4 separate regions of the Homo sapiens genome follow, and regions 2, 3 and 4 are each linked to region 1. The links are chromatin loops, found by intact Hi-C in ENCODE. Cell type or tissue: dorsolateral prefrontal cortex. All regions are shown on one strand.

Evidence for each region. Hi-C counts contacts between places; a loop is a spot of excess contacts. Peaks named below come from ENCODE experiments on the same cell type or tissue, not always from the same donor. Only the 100,000 strongest peaks of a DNase experiment are listed, where the experiment ranks them.
Region 2: a loop joins it to region 1, with 4 times the contacts of the local background. A loop is called at or near these places in 2 of 110 quality-filtered maps.
Region 3: a loop joins it to region 1, with 5 times the contacts of the local background. A loop is called at or near these places in 11 of 110 quality-filtered maps.
Region 4: a loop joins it to region 1, with 17 times the contacts of the local background. A loop is called at or near these places in 2 of 110 quality-filtered maps.

What each region holds. Positions count from the first base shown.
Region 1 is chr18:46,170,831-46,175,830 of GRCh38, reverse strand. It overlaps ARK2N (arkadia (RNF111) N-terminal like PKA signaling regulator 2N), which reads right to left and starts at 1,797. Exons shown (of 5, transcript NM_145055.5): 1 at 1,501-1,797. RefSeq lists enhancers at 784-913, 1,514-1,563, 1,594-1,853, 2,174-2,223. In dorsolateral prefrontal cortex, CTCF peaks have their summits at 1,858 (motif pointing left), 2,087 and 2,290 (motif pointing left); DNase peaks (open chromatin) are centred at 1,094, 1,210, 1,820 and 2,330; H3K4me3 peaks cover 2,880 bases; H3K27ac peaks cover 2,257 bases.
Region 2 is chr18:46,553,167-46,558,166 of GRCh38, reverse strand. It overlaps LOXHD1 (lipoxygenase homology PLAT domains 1), which reads left to right. Exons shown (of 41, transcript NM_001384474.1): 21 at 678-811. Among named protein-coding and RNA genes, the nearest start is that of LOXHD1, 100 kb to the left of the region's middle. In dorsolateral prefrontal cortex, a CTCF peak has its summit at 2,231 (motif pointing left); DNase peaks (open chromatin) are centred at 2,246 and 2,766; H3K27ac peaks cover 2,348 bases.
Region 3 is chr18:46,914,866-46,919,865 of GRCh38, reverse strand. PIAS2 (protein inhibitor of activated STAT 2) reads left to right here and starts at 2,359. Exons shown (of 14, transcript NM_004671.5): 1 at 2,359-2,544. The coding sequence starts at 2,521. KATNAL2 (katanin catalytic subunit A1 like 2) reads right to left here and starts at 2,264. Exons shown (of 18, transcript NM_001387690.1): 1 at 1,940-2,264. RefSeq lists enhancers at 1-702, 2,210-2,963 and silencers at 2,100-2,839, 2,910-2,989. In dorsolateral prefrontal cortex, CTCF peaks have their summits at 2,143 and 2,344; DNase peaks (open chromatin) are centred at 1,363, 1,725, 2,365 and 2,815; H3K4me3 peaks cover 3,125 bases; H3K27ac peaks cover 2,479 bases.
Region 4 is chr18:46,854,784-46,859,783 of GRCh38, reverse strand. PIAS2 (protein inhibitor of activated STAT 2) reads left to right here. Exons shown (of 14, transcript NM_004671.5): 4 at 4,169-4,219; 5 at 4,349-4,439. It also overlaps the pseudogene LOC100421737. Among named protein-coding and RNA genes, the nearest start is that of PIAS2, 60 kb to the left of the region's middle. RefSeq lists an enhancer at 27-96. In dorsolateral prefrontal cortex, a CTCF peak has its summit at 2,582; no DNase peak of the experiment used is centred here.

The DNA.
Region 1 (5,000 bases):
ATTTTTTTTCCCATTAAGAAATCTGATTCAGTCCAGGCGCCACGGCTCACGCCTGTAATCCCAGCACTTTGGGAAGCCAAGGCGGGCAGATCACGAGGTCAGGAGGTCAAGACCAGCTTGGCCAACGTGGTAAAACCCCGTCTCTACTAAAAATACAAAAATTAGCTGGGCGTGGTGGCGCGTGCCCGTAATCCCAGCTACTCGGGAGGCTGAGGCAGGATAACTGCTTGAACCATGTGTTTTTTTTTTTTTTGTCCTGAGACTCCTCAGGACATCAGGCAGTAACTATCAATTGTAGGCCTCTAAAAATGCTTGTTAAACCAAAAGGCAATGCTCTGATTACTGGAGGAATCTAGATTGCCAAGATCAGCAAAACTACATTAGAAAGTTAATAGCTTCCATCCTTAAAATATCCCAAGAGAAGAAAGGGAGTGATTCTGTTAGCATGTACCCAATACTACACAATAAAAGCCTAAGCAAAATTGGCAGATGTTTTTGTAATTAAGAGGTCCAACCTTGACGAAGTATCATCAGTAGGATTTTAATTCTACTGGGTAAGAGGATTCAGAAAGCAAAAGGTCAGGCAAAAAACGAAAAACCCATCCAAACAGAAACTGCTCAAGGATCTGGTAGGGCTCGTACCGATGTTCTCTACTTCAACCTGTGAGCATCAATTTTGTGATGGGGGCTGCCGGGGACGGGGGTCGGGGCGGGGGGGTGGACAATTTTAAAGTGAGAATGAATGGCTTGCGTAAAGGCGATAGTCTTTAACACGGGTTCGTCAGTGTACATCCTCGCCGGTTTTGAAATAAAGTTGACAAACTCCCCAGAAGCGGTCTATTTTGGAGACTGACACATCTCTCGCATTGACTGGAGGCGCCTGCCGACCGAAGGTAGTGGAAGCGCCGAGAGGCAGGCGGCGCCAAGCCTATAAGAAAGCCTTTTCTCCCTCCACCAAGGCCACTGCGGCCGCGGCGCCGGAGCTCTCCGCTGCAGGGGCAGGTGTCGGCGCCAGACCCCCTACTCTCGGAGCTGGCGGAGTTGCCGCCACTGCTTCCCCCGCGGGCCTAGGAGCCGGAAAGTTGCGTGAAGACAACTCCAGGGCCGTGAAGTCGCTTCCCCCCGCAGCCCGGGGACTGCGGCACCTCCAGCCTCCCCTCAGCACCCCCGGAAAAGGACTCGCCTCAACCCGGCCCCAGCGTCTGGGGGCTTGGAGTGCCGGAGCCAACTCCGCCGGGCCGGGAGGACGCTAGGGTCACCAACGGCGGACGAGCAAGGAGGTCGGAGAGGTGCGATGCCCCAGCGTCAGCCGGCAATCCAGGCTGCGAGTTCCCGGCGCCCACCAGCCAGGCCCGCTAGGACCCCAGCGTCCGGACGCCGCAGAGCCCTCACCGCGGCCCGCAGCCCTCCGATTCGCCCCGACCCCTCCCTGGGACGCAACCCGGGCCCCCCAACTCGACCAGTAGCCAGGCCGCGGCCCTGCGCCCCTTCCCGCCTCACCTGCGCTCCGCGGCGACTCCGTGCCTTCTCGCTCGCTTCGCGCGCGCCCCGTCGGGGCACGCACCGAACCCCCGGCCGGGACTCTTCCCCGCTGCGGTGACTCAGGACGCGACGGCCACCGCCGCCTTCTCCTCCTCGGAACAAGCCCCGGCAGCGAGCAGTGGGTCGCGGTCAGAGCCCCTGCCGGGACCAAAGTGAACCTCGCCGCCTCCGCAGCCTCTACCACCAAGTCCCTTCAGTCGTCCGCGCCGCCCCCAAGAAAATGTCACCAGAGGCCGTTCCGCTGGGCGCCTCACTTCCGCCCGGAAACACAGAGCCCGCGTCGGCCGGCTAGAGAGGCAGCTGCGCCGGAGACCTCTGGAGACTGGCGCCCGAGGCCCGAGAAAAGCCAGACAGCGCCATCTGGCGCGATGGAACCCGCGCTCCTCCCGCTGCAGACCGCGGGGCGTGAAGGCGCCGGCTCCCCGGGCTTCTTTCCCGCGCTCCCTCCTTCTGTTGAGACCGTCACCTTCCCGAAATGTCTTTCCCGGGGGGTGGGAAAGCCACTCAATGCAAGCCAAGGACAATGCCTTCAGCAAAGGACAGCGCTCCCTTTTCTGTGCGCTGCTCAGTACTCACCCCCTCCTGAAGCCCTTCCGAAAGCAGCTTGCGGTGTCTGAATCCCAGAGTCGCTCCAGCGGAGAGCCCGTGCCCTTCTCTCCCCGCTTTTTCGCGGATGCCGATAGCTGGGCTCGGGGAGACTCGGCTGAGCTCTTCTCGGGCAGCGGCACCAATATCTGCTCAAGTTTCTGTCCGGGCACCTTGCAGGCCTTGCAGATCGACCGCCACCTGCTGGTGGGACGTGGCCCGCTGGGGAGACCCCGCTCTGCCCCGAATTCCGCCTCTGCAGTCGCCCTCCGATTTGCAGTCAGCCCTGGGGAGGGTGGGGGAAACGAGGTGGACCCGAACCCCGAAGAAGGGGAGGAGGGCGCAGGCCCACTGGCGGGTGGAGCGTTTCCCAAGGAGGAGCAGGAGATGCTGAAGACATATCTCAAGACTCAAGATCTGGCCAAGGACCCGCGCTCCCCCAAAGCAAAGCAGTGTTTTGAGAAGAAAAATAATAATAATAAAGCTTTGAGGAGGAAAATGTAAACGGTCTTTACCTTTACAGAGCTGTGCTGGAACCTCGGATGAGACCCGTCAAGAGGAGATTCTGAAAATCTCACACCACTGGGTCCGCACTCCCCTAAATATCAGTCTCCCCCTTCAGACCAGGCCCCTTAGTTCCCCCACTTCACTCATTTTTTCTGACTGCCTACAGGAGTGCGAGTTTTTCATCCCCAACTACAAGAATAAATTAAGAAAAGAAAATAATTTTATTATACCAGGCACCTTGCATTTAAATGGGTTAAATCCACTGAATCCTCATTACAACTCATAACAACCCTATGAGTTGGATGGCGTTACTAGTCCCAAATTGCAAAGGTGGAAACTGAGGGACAGAGTGACCTGCCCAAGATGACACATCCAAGTAAGTGGCAGTGTTGGATTCCAACACAGGCAGAGCTTACTTTCTTAACCACAGCCACCAACTGCCTCACTGAGAATCACAGAGAACGTAGTGTGTGCTAGCTAAGTAGTTTATCCGTGTATGTTATTTCACTCGTTCATTCATTTATTTACTTTCTGCTACCTGAGTCCTCAAGGGATTTGAGAGGTTATGGGGTAGTGACAAGAGCCCAGCCTATTTCAGGAAAAAAAGAAAAGAAAAGGAAAAATCACACTAAGATCACAACTTTCAGTCTGGAAATGAATGAATGTGGACTAATACATTGAGTTTTTAAAAGATTCCTTGACAGTCTGATCTAATCAATGCTGCAGAAATACTGAAGTAGGACCCTGACTACTGAGATACCATCTTGGGTCCTTCTCCTGTTTTTTGTTTTTTGTTTTTTGCTTTGTGGTTGTTGTTTCTTTGTTTTTTGTTTGGTTGGTTGGTTTTGGTTTTTTGGTTTTTTTCTTGAGACAGAGTCTTGCTCTGTCGCCCAGGCTGGAGTTCAGTGGCGCGATCTTGACTCACTGCAATCTCTGCCCCCCGAGTTCAAGCGATTCTCCTGCCTCAGCCTCCCGAGTAGCTGGGATTACAGGTGCACGCCACCACACCCAGCTAATTTTTTGGTTTTTTAGTAGAGACGGGGTTTCACCATGTTGGCCAGGCTAGTCTCAAACTCCTGACCTCAGGTTATCCACCCACCTCAGCCTCCCAAAGTGCTGGGATTACAGGTGTAAGCCAGCGCACCCAGCCCCTTCTCCTGTTTAATACCAATAAGTCAATTTCCTACGTCGAATGGCCTTTGTATATTTTTGGAGGCTAGGGCATTTGATATCCTAATTACTAATATTTTTATTACTACTATATTTCCATTATTAAATGGTACAGTTACTTGCTTCTTCCCCTTCTTCTGTAGGAGCAGAAGGGATCCTACTTCTGCCTCAAAGTCTTCTGTGTATCCAATACTTAGCTCTACAAGCTCCTGAAATGCCATCTCTCCCATAAAACCAGCTCAGCCCAGACACAACCCCCGTCACCACTACCCTTATTACCCCCTCCATCCTGGCCTTCCACTGTGGGTCAGGACTCCCCTGCTCACACACACTCTCCTACAAACATGTCTGCCCTTGGTCTATCTGTAGGGTTACTACTAAACCATATTCGTCATCCTCTCAACTTCTGTCATAGCCCTAGAGGCCAGAGCCAAGCCTGTCAGAATCACTCTTCACCATCATTTTTTGCACCTGATATACCGCCTAGCCTGGGGCTAAGCCTGCAGCAGGTACCTGCCAGCTGTGGTGGCCTGGACAGTAGCATCAGGGCGTGGCTGGTCTGGCTTTGACTGTAACCTGATCTCTCCTGACTGAGCAGGTTACTTCTACCATTTGCCCTGTAAAATGGACACAATTATGAGAACCACTCTAGAGATGATGAAAGTAGGGGGAGACGAGGGGAGGGAACCCTCATTTCTGGGCTCTGGGCTGCCCCCTCCCTTCCATCTCAGATTGCTAAGAATTGGGCAACCTAAGGCCAGGCGTGGTGGCTCACGCCTGTAATCCTAGCACACTGGGAGGCCAAGGTGGGCGGATCACCTGAGGTCGGGAGTTCAAGACCAGCCTGGCCAACATGGTGAAACTCCATCTCTACTAAAAAAAAAAAATACAGGCCGGGCACGGTGGCTCACGCCTATAATCCCAGCACTTTGGGAGGTTGAGGCGGGCAGATCACCTGAGGTCAGGAATTCAAGACCAACCTGGGCCGGGCGCGGTGGCTCACGCCTGTAATCCCAGCACTTTGGGAGGCCGAGGCGGGTGGATCATGAGGTCAGGAGATCGAGACCATCCTGGCTAACAAGGTGAAACCCCGTCTCTACTAAAAATACAAAAAATTAGCCGGGCACGGTGGCGGGCGCCTGTAGTCCCAGCTACTCGGGAGGCTGAGGCAGGAGAATGGCGTGAACCCGGGAGGC
Region 2 (5,000 bases), 380 kb before region 1:
GGCATATGAACTTTCATCATACTATTTCTGAAAGTTTTCTGTAGATTTAAAATCTTTTTCAAAATTAAGAGTCAAAAAAGTTATATCCAAGAAGGCCCCATTTACTTATAGGTTCCTGGTGTGGTCTGCTTCCTCCCGTGCATGGAGCAGTGTGTGCATTCACATGGTGTGATCCATATGGCCCTCTTCACACCTAAATGGTGGGCAAATCCGTCTTCAGTTTCTGACAGTCACTTTGGATTTGCACAGCACCAGCTCATAGCAGGTACTTAATACAAATATGTGATTGAAGCAGATTATGCACACACCTGCACACATTGCAGAGGGTTTCAGTGCACCCCCCTCTCTTGCACACAAAACACCCACCACAGATGTGGGCATCCAGCAAACCTATCTTCTCTTCTGCCTCTCAAGGTCACCTTCACTCTTCCTCTCCTCCTTCCACCTTCCTGGACATGAGAGTGAGAAGATCTCCTGGCAGGGACAAGTTAGGGAAACAATTGTGCAGACCAAACACCAGACTACTAAGTGACATTCTCCATCATCCCCACTCCTGGTTGCTTTGGGTCTCACCATTGGCCTCTGGCTGGCTGCCCTGGTTCTTGGGAGGATGGGGCTGATGGCCATGTGGGGAGGGGTAGGTCTTACCCCACTGAGTGTTCCCTGGCCCTTCCCAGACAGACACCTTCACCATCTATGCCATTGACCTGGGGGCCCTGACCAAGATTCGGATTCGCCACGACAACACAGGCAACAGAGCAGGCTGGTTCCTGGACAGAATAGACATTACTGACATGAACAACGAGATCACGTGAGTGTGGGGGCAGTGGGCAGGGAGGGGTGTTGCTCTGAGGGAGGCCATGTCTGCCACAGAGGTAGTCCTGGAAGAAGACTGGGGGTGGGCCGGCTGTGACGGTGGAGGGTGAGGGTGGGCTGGGTGACACCTAAGGGTGAGGTGTACTGGCCGTGACATCCAAAAGTAAGGGTGGACTGGGGTGCACTGAGAATGAGGGTGGGCGGGTATGAGGGTAAGGGCGGGCTGGGGGTGATGTCTGAGGCTGAGGGTGAGCTGGGTTATGTCTGAGGGTGCAGGTGGGCTGGGTGTGACATTGGAGGGTGAGGGTGGACTGGCTGTGACGTCGAAAAGTAAGGGTGGACTGGGTGACATCTGAAAATGAGAGTGGGTGAGTATGAGGGTGAGGGTGGGCTGGTGGTGATGTCTGAGGCTGAGGGTGAGCTGGATGACATTGGAGGGTGAGGGTGGGCTGGCTGTGACACTGGAAGGTCAGAGTGGCTGTGACGTCACAGGGTGAGGGTGGACTGGGTGACATCTGAGAATGAGGGTGGGTGTGTGTGAGGGTGAGGGTGGGCTGGCTGTGATGTCTGAGACTGAGGGTGGGCTGGGTGACGTTGGAGGATGAGAGTGGGCTGGCTGTGACACTGGAGGATGAGGGCGAGCTGGCTGTGACATCCGAGGGTGAGGGTGGACTGGATGACATCTGAGAATGAGGGTGGGCAGGTATGAGGATGAGGGTGGGCTGGTTGTGATGTCTGAGGCTGAGAGTGGGCTGCGTGACATCTGAGGGTGAGGGTGGGCTGGCTGTGTTGCCTGTCATGGCCACCAGAGCAGGTTTGCCCACGTTGCAGGCTGGATGGGCATTGCCTCTCTCCCTCTTCTCTCATTGGCAGCCCCTAGTGTCACCTGCCCTGTGAGATGACAGTCCAATAGATCCCCCAGACCAGCAACTCTTGAGGTCCATCTGTTTAGAGAGACAGGATTTCCAATCCCTGTCAGACCTTCCTTGGTCCAGTTTCCATGCCTAGGCATAGCTCACCCATAAGCCTCTCAACGTATAAAGCAACTTCTAGTACATTCTTTTAATATTCTATACCAGGGATCAGCAAACATTTTGTGTAAAGACCAGATAGTAAATATTTTAGGTTTTGCAAGCATTTGGTCTCTGGAACAACAGCTTTGCTGGTGTAACACAAAAGCAGTCATAGATGATGCCTAAATGATTGGGCATGGCTGTGTCATTTTGACATGTGAAAATTATATGAATTTCAAATTTCAGTGTTGGACACTGAAATTTGAAATTCATATAATTTTCACATGTCAAAAAATATTATCCTTCCTTAGATTTTTCCTCCAGCCATTTAAAAATGTGAATCCATGCATAGCTTATGGATGTCCGCAAGCAGGGTAGGCCCGATTGGGCCTGAAGGCCGTAATTTGCTGACCCCTGGTGGAGGCTCACAGCTGCCACATGAGTTGGGCTGGGAAGAGAGTGTTATGTCTTCCCATAGGTCCACACCCCAGGGAGGTGAAGCCACAGCCCCATAATCAGTCAGTGCCACAGCTAGGACCAGAACTCCAGACTGTCTATGTTGAATTGAACGTGTTTTCATTAGGCCTCATTGCCCCTTGGGTGTAAGGGGCCCAAGGGCAAGAGAAAGGAGAGAAGTCCCCTTGTATGAGTGGAGTGGGACAGAGAAGAAAGCATGAGTGATCCTGAGTGGGCTTTGGGGCTGCTGAGGGCCTGCCAGTGCCTAGAATGTAATGGGCACCCTATCAACAAATATTTGTTGAATTAAATCAACTTTCCAGCCCATAGACTTGTTGGGCTCCCCTCTGTGCAGGGCAGGAGGTGACAGGGTTCTCCCATCTCCCACCCCACCCTCCCCTACCAGCCCGAGGGAACACTGAACCACAGCTCACAGACAGCCCATTGTCATGGTTTTCTGTGAGGTCATTGTGAAACCACATAAAGACCGTAGGACAGCCCCATGGCTGGGAACCAGGGTCCTGACCTGGAGTCTGACCTCTGCCAGAAACTCATCAGGTCACCCTGGACAAGTCATGCCATCTTTATGGGCTTTTGTTTCCTCTTCTGATAAATGGGCTTAATGTTGCCAGCCTAACTTCTTAAGATGTTCTGAAAATCCAAGGCATTTAAGCTTGGAAAGGAAAAAGTGCCACAGAACCATGAGGCTGGGGACAAACTGTGAACATCCCCAGCTTCCCCTTGCAGCTCCATCAGGGTTAGTAATTCTCTGCCACTGATTTGGCATTTCTCGGCTAGCCCAACAATTTAAACATTATTATAGCTTTACAATCTATAGTAATGCCTGTCAGTACTTGTCCCCCTTCATTATTCTTTAAAAATATTAGCTATTCTTGCCTTTTTCAAATCAAGACATTAAGTGACTTGAAAAAAAAATCCTCTTGGAATTTTGATTGTTATGCCATTAAGTGTATGTGTAGAGAATTGCATATTTAGAATAAGTGCTACCCTCCGGTACACTTTTCCATTTATCCAGCTGTTTATGTACCTCAGTAATGCTTTACAATTTCCTACACATAACTGCTACACATTCTTGTTAAGTTTATGCCCAGGTATATTATATTTTATTGCTCTTGTGAATAGAGTCTTCTCATTACTCTTCTTTTCCCCCCTCCCTTTCTCTTCTTTCTTCCTCCCTCCACTCTCCCCTTCCCTCATCTCCTCTTCCCTCCCCATCTCTTTCTGTTGGCATGGCTAGTTGACAGTCCTTTGCTTCCTTTGCTATTGAAGTAGCAGTCTGCCAGGGCTCTGTGATGAGCTGGCCTTAACAATCTTCAAGCCAAGAGCAACTCTATGCAAAGCCTACTGTGGGAGCTAGACAAAAAATTATAGAAGTTCAGAAGAAACCGAATCAGAATAGTGAATCTCCCCTTTCTTGGAGAGATACCACCTTTTCTGTCAATACCTAGGGCCTTCCCTAGGCTCTCCATGACCTTTATGAGCTCTGAAATAAGGCCTTTGCAGCCAAAAGGATTTGAGAACACTGACATCTCCCTCACTGTTGACATGTCCAGTCAACATCCTCCATGACTAGACCTCTTGGATGCCTCTCTGCCACTCATGCCCTGTCCCCAGCCCATTGGCAGAACCTGTTGGGCCTTCCATCAGAAGAGCATGAGTCTGACCTCATCCCTTCTATCTTCACCATCCCCACCCCCTGATCGAAGCTTCCTGACCTGATCCATGCTTGCCCAAGGCCCTCCTATTGCCTACAGCAGCCCAGTGACCAGGATCACACCACTCCTCTGCTCCAAATCCTGCAGAAGCTCCTGGTCACTCAGAGTCAAAGCCAAAGCATGTTTGGTGGTCAGCTCAGCCCGCAGGTCTGCTCTATGCCCCTCATCTCTCTATTCTGATTCCCCCTTGCTCACTCCTTGCTGTTCCTTGAACCCAACAGACATGGTCCCACCTCAAGGCCTTTGCATTTGCTGTCCACGCTCCCTAGCAGTCCTTCCCCCAGTGGCTCCCTGTCATGCTTTCTTCAGGCAGGCCTCTGCTCAAATGTCACCTTCTCAGTGAGGCCTAGCGTACCCTCTTCCCCTCATTTCTCTTGTCTGTTTATTTTTCTCTATATCAGCTTATCATCTGACCTACAAAAAGCTTGTGTATTTAGGTGCTGCTCATCTCCCCACAATAGAATGTAAGTTCCATGTCGTTAATGGCCTCATCTGTTTCATTTACTGCTGTGTCCACCCCAGCACGTAGAAGAATGTCTGGCACACTACAGGCATACCATAAATACTTATTAAATACACTAATGAGTAAAAATGATGGTTAATATGTTGATTTATTCATTAATTTGACAAACACATGCTGTGCTAAGTGCTGGGGGTTAACTAGCTGCTCAGTTATGACTCTGTTTTTGAAGAAAGGAACCCTGATGGTCTAGGAGGCTGATGATTTAGGTTTAAGTACTTTCTCTTCCACTGTTATGTGGCCTTGGGAAAGGCACTTTACTCCTCTGAGCCTCAGGCCTTCCATCTGTACAACGGGCATAATAAACCTCACCCAGGAAATCATCATGAGGACTAGATGAGAAAATGTGTTTAGGCGCCCAGCACCCTTCCTGATCCCAGTGCAACACAGCAGTAGTTCTTTCCCCTTGGCAATGAGAGTCCAATTAGTTAACATGGAAAAGTGGCTTGACAGCTGGGA
Region 3 (5,000 bases), 740 kb before region 1:
GTCTACGGAGAATAAATCAAGAGTAAGAATAAGCCAAGCGAAGATCACAAAGTTAATGGTGGAGAGACAGATTTAGAACCTGGACATTGTTCATTCATTCCTTTATTCATTAAACAAATACAAGGCCAACTATTTGTTAGGCATTTATCAGCCATTATAGTCTAGTGGGTTTACAATTTTTTAACATAAAATTTTAAAATAATAATTTTTATTTTTTGAGACAAAGTCTCACTCTGTTGCCCAGGCTGGAGTGCAATGGTGCGATCGCAGCTCACTGCAACCTCCACCTCCTGGGTTCAAGCAATTTTCCTGTCTCAGCCTCACGAGTAGCTGGGATTACAGGCATGTGCCACCACACCCGGCTAATTTTTTTTTTTTTGAGATGGAGTTTCGCTTTTGTTGCCCAGGCTGGAGTGCAATGGCGCTATCTCCGCTCCCTGGAACCTCCGCCTCCAGGGTTCAAGCGATTCTCCTGCCTTAGTCTCCGGAGTAGCTGGGATTACAGGAATGCGCCACCACGCCTGGCTAATTTTGCATTTTTGGTGGAGACGGGGTTTCTCCATGTTGGTCAGGCTGGCCTCCAACTCCCAACCTCAGGTGATCCGCCCGCCTCTGCCTCCCAAAGTGCTGGAATTTAGAGCGTGGGCCACAGCTCCTGGCCTAATTTTTGTATTTTTAGTAGAGACAGGGTTTCACCATGTTGGCCTGGCTGGTCTGCAACTCCCGACCTCAAGTGATCCACCTGCCTCGGCTTCCTAAAGTGCTGGGATTACAGGCATGAGCCACTGCACCTGGCCAAAACAATATGTGTGTGTGTTGTGTATATATACACAACACACACACACACACACACACACATATATATATATACACGCACACACATATATATCAAATAAACAATTACACAAATACCTACATAATTACCATGGAGACATCTCAGGAAGAAAAAGTTCAGGGTCCTAGGAGAGGTCATAACAGGGGAATTTGAATTAAAATGTGGGATGTGGGTGAGGGATGGTCTTCCTGAGGAAGTGACACTTAAAGTGAAACCTGAAGGATGAACAGGAGTTAGGAACAAAGAAGAGAGTGGGAAATTATTCTTGGTTCAAGGATCAACATTTAGAAGCCTTAAAACTTGAGGGGAGGCCGGGTGCAGTGGCTCACGCCTGTAATCTCAGTACTTTGGGAGGCCGAGGCGGGCGGATCACCTGAGGTCCGGAGTTGGAGACCAGCCTGACCAACTTGGAGAAACCTCGTTTCTACCAAAAATACAATCGCAGCTACTCGGGAGGCGGAGGTAGGAGAATCGCTTGAACCCGGGAGGCAGACATTGCGGTGAGCCGAGATCGTGCCATTGCACTCCAGCCTGGGCAACAAGAGCAAAACTCCGTCTCAAAAAAACAAAACTTGCGGGGTGCGGGGGCAGGGGAGTGGAAGGAAGACCTGGAAGTGCAGTGCGGATGAAACGAGGGGTAGTGGGAAGAGGCGGTAGGTAGGAGGCTGATTAAACAGGGCCTTAAAAGTTACATTGTTTTAAAGACCTCTCGTGTGTGGGTTCCACCCAATTCTTCAAGGAAATTGAACCCTGGACACCGTCCAGCGATTTTTCTGGCCATCTTGACTCAGCATCTTCCTTCATCCTATATCAGCACATTACGGGGGGGCCATCAAGCTTCCTTCTATCTACTTACTCTGCCTTGGCGTTTGACTCCTTCCTAGCTATCAGATTTCCCCGACTTTTTAGCATGGCCCTTCTGAGCGCTCTTATTTCACTTCTCCCCGCCCCCAACCCCACCGCCTAACTCTCCCAACTCTGCAGTCCGTGACCTTCAGGTGCCCTTCAAGGTCAGAAAAACTCGGCAAGGTTGGTACTTGCAGGACATTAGCAATTCAAAGAGGTGTCACACAACCTCACCATTAGATGGGAACAATAGCTTACCCAACACCCATATTTAGATTATTCCGCCACAACTACTCTGGGGGATGGTTTTATTTGCGGCGGCTTTCTCCGTCCATAGGCACCGCGTGAAGGGCACCGTAAGAATCTTCCCGAATGCTCCTGTCACGCGTCCCGGCCGCCTCTTCTTCCTCCCCGCCACTTCCCGAGGCCAGGCCCGCGGATAACGCCTCAGTTGCGACCCAGCTCTAGGCAGTCCGCAGGGGCCTCCGCCGGGGAGGGAAGGCACGACCTGGGGCCGAGCGGGGCCAAGCCGCGGGGCAGCACGCCGGGGCAGGCGCGGGCGGGCGCTGTCGCCGCGCGGACTGAAGGCGCGGGCGGAAGGCGGTCGCGCGGGTGGGCAGGGGGCACCGCTAGGGGCGGGGCTTCGGCGCGTCGGAGGCGGAGCTCCCGCGCCGTTCACGTGACGGGCCCGGCTGTAGCGGCGGCGGCCGCGGCGTCTTAAGCGGCGCCCAGTGCAGGATGGTGCTGGAGGCGGCGGCGGCCGTGGTGGCGGCAGCGTCGTTGGCGGCAGCGGGAGTGGGTGCGGCGGCAGCGGCGGCGGCGCCCGCGGGTGGTATAAAATGGCGGATTTCGAAGAGTTGAGGGTAAGCGGGAGTGGAGAGCGGAGGCCGCGGGGGAGGGGATGGGAGAGGAGGTGGGGAAACCGCAACGTCGCCGGCCGCCGCCTGCTCGTGCCTCTGGGGCCGGTTGGCGGAGCCCTGAGCCCCGGCCCGCGGACGAACGGGCGCCGAGGGCGCGGGGGAGGGGAGCGGGCCGGCGGAGGGCACGCGGGCGGCGCGGGGGCGGCGGGCCTGGGCCGCGGCGAGCCGGCTCCTGAGTGCTGCCAGTGGTCCGCACACCTGGCGCGGGGGGTCGGGGCGCCCTCCAGGAGGGGCACATGGGGACCCGACATCCCGGTTCGCAGTGAGGGCCGATGTGGGAAGCAACGTTTGATCTTGCACCTTCACCGGGGTGTACGTGTCTGTGGCTATTCACAAGTCTGCATGCTACTCACTTGGTGGAGGACTGTTTTCTGAAAGCTGAAGTTGCGTTTAGGAATCTCTCCTCTTCTTATGGCTGATGCTACCGTTTAGTCAGGTCTGTCACGAGAAAAGGCCCCTTCTCCCACCCTTGCCTCCTAACATCTTCGAGGAACCTAATGTTTGGGGATCCCTGCCTTCAATAATCGGCCTTAAACCTCGATATTTTCTTAGTGTTTTAGTAAGAAATCTGCAAAGTCTATGTTGTGAGGTTTGTGCACCCCTTTTACTCTTGAGGAAAAATATTTTTTTCTTCTCAGTCTTAAAACAAGATCATAACTTTATTGTTGATACCCTTGTATAGCAGAGGTCTGGAATAGGGCTGTGATGGGGGTAGAACAGAAGAGACTTTTTCCCCCCAGACTGATAACCTTTAAAGTCCTAACTAAGTGTGACGAATGAGATGGATTTGTGTGTATCGCTGAATTACTGGCGACATAAATGAGATGTTTACGGACAGAAACCCTGATTTTTTTTTTTTTTAAATGTATCAAGGTAGAGATGAGTGTAAACTTGAAATTACATTTACTGCAACTCGTTTGTGTAACACTTATGATATTAGGATTTCTTTTTCAAATAAGGAAGAGGAATCCGGTAAAAGGTTCAGTTTTGTATATTTATTGTTTTCCGCAAGAGATGGGATGGGGGAAGGATGTTGGCTGGTTACCTGCTTAGTGGACGTGAGCAAAAGAACGTATCCTCTGCTCTAAACGGAGATTGTTGGAGTTTGCACAGTGCCTGCCATATTCCCTCCTGCTGTTTCAAAAATAATTATTAAGTTCCCAGTAAACACATATTAATACATGTTATGCCCCATACTAGTTTATGCAGAGAACCATAAGTGTAGGTAAAGGGTGTTCATACTTGATAAGTTTAAGGGTTTTAGTGGCTCAGAGCCCCAGCTGTAGAGCTTTTAACACCTGTGGAGCTTTTCAAACAACGAACCCTGAACCTCACCTCTGTAAATTCATGCGTTAGATTTAGGATGGGTTGAGAAGACTGAACTCTGAAGTTATATTTATTTTTACCTGCCATTTTTAATTTTTGTGTAGTAACAGATGTATACAAGTTTTCTAAGTTCTTTTTTTTTTTTTTGTTAATGAAAACTTTCCAGGATTTTTATTAGACTCTTGTGAATGTTGTTGGCCAAAGCTTAATGTAAAGCGAAGAATTTACTCGCTCTTATAGAGCAGAGTAAAAGCAGTCAGTGCTCAGATTGGAGTGCAACCAGCAACTGGAAAGTGATAGAAACCAAAGAAGCTTTTTTTTCTCTTCCTTTCTGCCTTCCTCTCTGTTTTGGTTTGTGGATCAGCTTCATCCTCTTTTCCTGTAAATCAGCTGTCTTTACTTCTTGCATTTTTAGAAGATGGCCCCTCTCCCACAATTCATATGACGTGCCCAACAGAGACTAACTGGGGAGAATTTTCAGAGGAGTGAGGGGTGCAGGCTGGGCACATGCAGTAAGCATCATCTGCTTTTCTTTGCCTTAACTGCTCTGTGCAGACCCATGTTACCCTACACTTGAAGATGAACTGTACCCCGCCCTTACATCCCATTACAGACAGTAATGATGATGATGGTATATACCCATTTTAATATAGTGGTTATTCCATGCCTGGTTCTGGTCTAAGCATTTTTTCTATACTTATTTAATTCTCACAATTTTTTCAAGAAATTGAAGCACAGAGAGGTTAACCTGACCTAAATCACACAGCTTGAGATTTGAAAAGCTAAGATTTTTAATCTTAGACATGTAGCTTTTAGAGTCTGGGCTTTTCAGAGCCCGGGCTACACTACTTTGTTCTGGTACCTTGGGGTCTAGGTGGAGCTTCTAGCCATCATCCTGCGATTGCTCCTAAATTAAATGATTGGTAACATCCTTCTTGTGTGACATTATAATAAAGGAAGAAAAACAGACTAAAAAACGGAATAGAAAGAAAGAAAAGGGGAAGAAATAATCTTGGATTCTCAAAATGATGGTCCTTGGATCAGAATATATTGTGGTGGTCAGAGTGATGCTC
Region 4 (5,000 bases), 680 kb before region 1:
TTCAGTGCCTCTCCTTTGACCTACAAGGGCATCAAGCACAACACATCTAAAATTGAGCTTGCCTTCCATCAAACCTGCTTATCTTTTGTTCTTTTATTCATTCATTTAGCACACATTTATTAACTGTCTACTATGGACCAGACAATATTCCAGGCACCAAAGATGCGAAGTTGAAAAACAGACTGGCCTCAAGGAGATTTTTGCTTAGTATATTTCCTTCTGCATTACTCGTTTCCTTAATGGCATTGGAATCTGCCTTGACAGAGGCCTCTTTGTGATAGGCCACTCTTCATTTACCACATCCTGTCTGTTTGCTGCACTTCATTGATTCTTTTTTTTTTTTTTTTTTTTTTTTTGAGACGGAGTCTCGCTCTGTCACCCAGGCTGGAGTGCAGTGGCGTGATCTTGGCTCACTGCAAGCTCTGACTCCCGAGTTCACGCCATTCTCCTGCCGCAGCCTCCTGAGTAGCTGGGACTACAGGCACCCACCACCACGCCTGGCTAATTTTTTGTATTTTTAGTAGATACAGGGTTTCACCATGTTAGCCAGGATGGTCTCGATCTCCTGACCTCATGATCCACCCGCTTCGGCCTCCCAAAGTGCTGGGATTATGGGCGTGAGCTACCGCGTCTGGCCCTTCATTGATTCTTTTATGTCATTCTGAATATTTAAAACTCAGCAAGGCAACTCTACCTTTGAGGGAGCTAGTATGGTCTTTAGAGTAATACTAAGTATAAAGTGAATTCTGAACCAACCACTTAGGTCCGTATGCCCCTAGACAGGTGACTAAACCTCACTTTCTCAGCATGCAAAATTGGAATAATGATCACCACCTCACTGGGTGGTTTGGGAGATTGATGCTATAACTTGCTCTGCCTCTTCTTGTCCTGGTGAGTAGCATGGCCATCTCTTCAGTTGCAGCATTCCAAAACCTGGATACCCTCCTAGAAACTCCCCTTCCCTTATCCTGCCTTCTCACATCTAGTCATTCATCAAGTCTTACCATTTTTTATGTGTGAATATCACTCAGTGGTATTTATGTTTAATAGCTTTCAGGCCCTCATTTGAAATTACTATTATTTTTTGAGCCAGGGTCTTGCTCTGTCACCCAGGCTGAAAGTACAGTGCCGCAATCAAGGCTCACTGCAGCCTTTAATGTCCGGGCTCAATTGATCCTCCCACCTTAGCCTTCTGACTAGCTGGGACTATAGGCATGTGCCACCATGCCTGGCTGATTTTTCTATTTTTTGCATAGATGGGGTCTTGCTGTGTTGCCCAGCCTGGTCCTGAACTCCACCTACCTCAGCCTTCCTAAATGTTGGGATTACAGGCGTGAGCCACTGCGCCCAGCTTCAAGCCCTTGTTTTTTGCCTCTTCAATTGTAATGGTCTCCTAATTATGAGATCTTTCCATTAGAAAGCTCCTACATATGATCTTTCTAAAGCCCATTCAGTTTTTTCTCTTTGATGCTTTAAACACACTCTAATGGTACCTCATAAAGTCCACACTCCATTGCCTGGCAGTTGTTTTCAACATCTTGCTCTGCTTTTTTTTTTTTTTAATCTTATCTCCTGTTACTCTTTTCTAACAACCTGTACTCTGACTAGGCTTTCCCATTTGTGTTTCCTAGGTTAACTATGGTGTTCACATCTTTGCACCTTTGCCGCCTTTTTTCTCTGTACTCTGCCTGGCAAACTTCTTGAGTCATGTTTCAAGGGCCAGTTCAATTCATACGTCCCCTGTGATGCCTTTCCAGATTTGCTTTAATGTGTCATTTGTCTCTCACTGTGCCATGTACTTATTTTCTGTTAAGGCATCATTGCATTTATTTCACTGCTTGCATTTGCAACCTTCTTAATGAAAGCAGCATTCTTCTACTCATTTTTATCACCTCACAACCCATTACAGTACCTAGCATATGGTAAATGCTTCTTTTGTATCTGATGGACCAGTATGTAAAACTTCCTAGAACAGTGATTGGCAGAAATGAATGTCAGAAGATGCCTTGGTCATTACTCATAATGTTTGTGAAGATATTTAGCACATTGTATTTCCCAGTTTTTGTTAATTTCCCTTGCCAGAATAAAGTGTAACTCCTTAGTGAGCTGTTCAAAACCCTTTATGCCCCCATCCATCTTTCTAGGCTCATGTCTTGTCTTTTCTCTTTCTTCACATCGTGTTTCCCATCTAACAAGTTTCTGATCTGTATCTCTGTCCTTTCTTTTTTTCTGGGAATTACTGCACTAGATACCCACAGTTACTCATGTTCCTAGTGGAGCCACTAAGCAGAAGTAGGCAGAACCACTGCTGTAAAAACCCTGTTTTCTAGTTAGATTGGACTAATTGTGATAATGACCTTGAACTTTCAAGACAAAAATTTTCCCTTTTTCTGTAGCACTTACTTTTTATAATGTACTGTACCACTTACCATATTTTATTTTAGGTGTTGTATTTCTGTTACCTACTTAGCATATAAATCCTTTGAAGCAAATACTGTGTTGTATTTGTCTTTGAAGCTCCAGCACCCAGAATATGAAATGTGTCTTGATATGAATGAGTGGAGTGATATGGGTTGCTCAGAAGAGGTCAGTATTGTCAAGGATATGGGGATGTTTTGAATAGCCATTTGAGAAGGCTGCTCTTGGTAAGGAGAACAGTGGGAGCAGTGGAAACAGTCACAGCAGCCAGCTGCTCCCATGTGTTGAGCACATCTTATATTTAGGCACTTGACATGTGTTGTTAACATGTTTAATTGTCACAGCAACTTGATGAGGTTGGTGCAGTAATTTTCCATCTTTAACAGATGTAGAAACTGAGGCACAGAATGGTTAAGTGATTTGCACAATGTTGTGCAGCTTGGGACTGTAGAACTTAAGGTGGTTGTCACTGCTGTGCTTTACTGCCTTCCAGTGGAGCTCGAGGATTGGGAACGGTGAGTAGACTGGCCCAGTTAGAGCACCATGGGGGCTCAGTGTACTCCAGTCTTCTCAAGAAAGGACTACACTCTAGTGATCTTCTCTCTGACAGAGTCCAAGATTTATGACAATGGCTAAGGGCAATACTTTTTAAAACTGTAATGTGTATACATGTCACCTGAGGATCTTGTTAACATGCAGATTCTAATTCTATAGGTCTAGGATGGGGCCTGAGAGTCTGCATTTCCAACAAGCTCCTAAGGAATAAGTGCTGCTTCCCCGTAGACTCCATGTTGCGTGGCAAGAGTTTGGAGGGTTCAGTATGAAATATATTTTACATGGGACCATTAGATTCTCATCTAGAAATTATAAGAGGTTCTGTATCTTTAATTGGATACATAATTATGAAGTTGCATGGTATGGAGATGCTGAGACTCTAGGCACTAATTCTTTATCCTGGGTCTATATTAGAATCCCCCTAGTAGCTATAAAAACTAATGCTTAGGCTGTACTTGAGATCAATAAGAATATCCAGTGAATAGGTCTTTATAGTAAAAGAAAAGTCTTTGGCCAGGTGCAGTGTCTCATGCCTGTAATGAGACACTTTGGGAGGCCAAGGCGGACGGATCACGAGGTCAGGAGATCAAGACCATCCTGGCTAACACGGTGAAACCCTATCTCTGATAAAAATAAAATTAGCCGGGCGTGGTGGCGGGCGCCTGTAGTCCCAGCTACTCGGGAGGCTGAGGCAGGAGAATGGCGTGAACCCGGGAGGCGGAGCTTGCAGTGAGCCAAGATCGCGCCACTGCACTCCAGCCTGGGCGACAGGGCAAGACTCTGTCTCAAAAAAAAAAAAAAAAAAAAAAAAAACAAAAGAAAAAGAAAAAAGTCTTCAAGTGATTAGAATGCTCTAAGCAAATAGATTTGCTGATTAAAACTCTTTCCGAACTTAGGCTGCTTCCTTGCATGTTACCAAGTTTGATGTCTATTGAAATAAATTTTGCATCATCAAAGTTCCTGTGCATTGAAGGTACCTTAAAATTGCCATAAAGACGTGGCTAGAAGTTAAGCAAGTCAGGTTTATCATCATTACAGTGATTTCATTAAGGCTTATATTATTGGTAGTATATTGATCACCTTTCAGGGAATAAGAAAAATACAAATAATGCTTTTCCTTTTTTTCCTCCTGGGGAGACTGTTCTGAGAATTCTCATTGTACTTTTTTAACCCATTTTCTTTCTCTTTCCAACAGGGATTTTTTGCCAGGTGGTAGGAGAGATTATACAGTCCAAGTTCAGTTGAGGTGAGTTTGAAATTTTCTGTTACCTTAGTTTTATACTTGCTTACTATGTGCATGTAGTTCTGAATTTTAAAACATATAAGAATGTTTGAGCACACTATTTAAGAATACTTTTTTCTTTTATTAATGCAGACTTTGCCTGGCAGAGACAAGTTGCCCTCAAGAAGATAACTATCCAAATAGTCTATGTATAAAAGTAAATGGGAAGCTATTTCCTTTGCCTGTAAGTTGCTTTTTATTCACCAGATTTGCATATAAGTTTAATATAAACACTGACAAGGCCTAGAAACAGTGCAACAGTGACAGCTGAATACCAGTGAACAGTTTTAGCATCCAGATTAAATACTATTTTCCACTAGGGTAACCCATGGCTTCTTGGATAAATAATAAATGGCTTATTTCAGGTCTGAAGGAGATGGAAAACATAAGCCTGGAATTTTTTTTTTTTTTTTTTTTTTTTTTTTAAAGAGACAAGGTCCTACTGTGTTCCCCAGGCTTGATTTGAATTTATAGGCTCAAGCAATCCTCCTACCTCAGCCTCCTGAGTAGTGGGGAATACAGTTGTGCACCACTGTACCTGGCTAGAGCCTGGAGCATCTTACTTAAGAAATCAAGGATGCTGTGAAACACTCTTGGGATCATATCAAACAGCATAGTTGAAGGGGAGGACTTGGGCACTTTCATGTATAGGACAGCATGTGTGGGATGTCTGCATTAGCTGGGCCTGGCCTGTGGATGGCATGGGGAAAAGCAGAGGCTGCTGAGAGTGGCTAACTACAGAGAT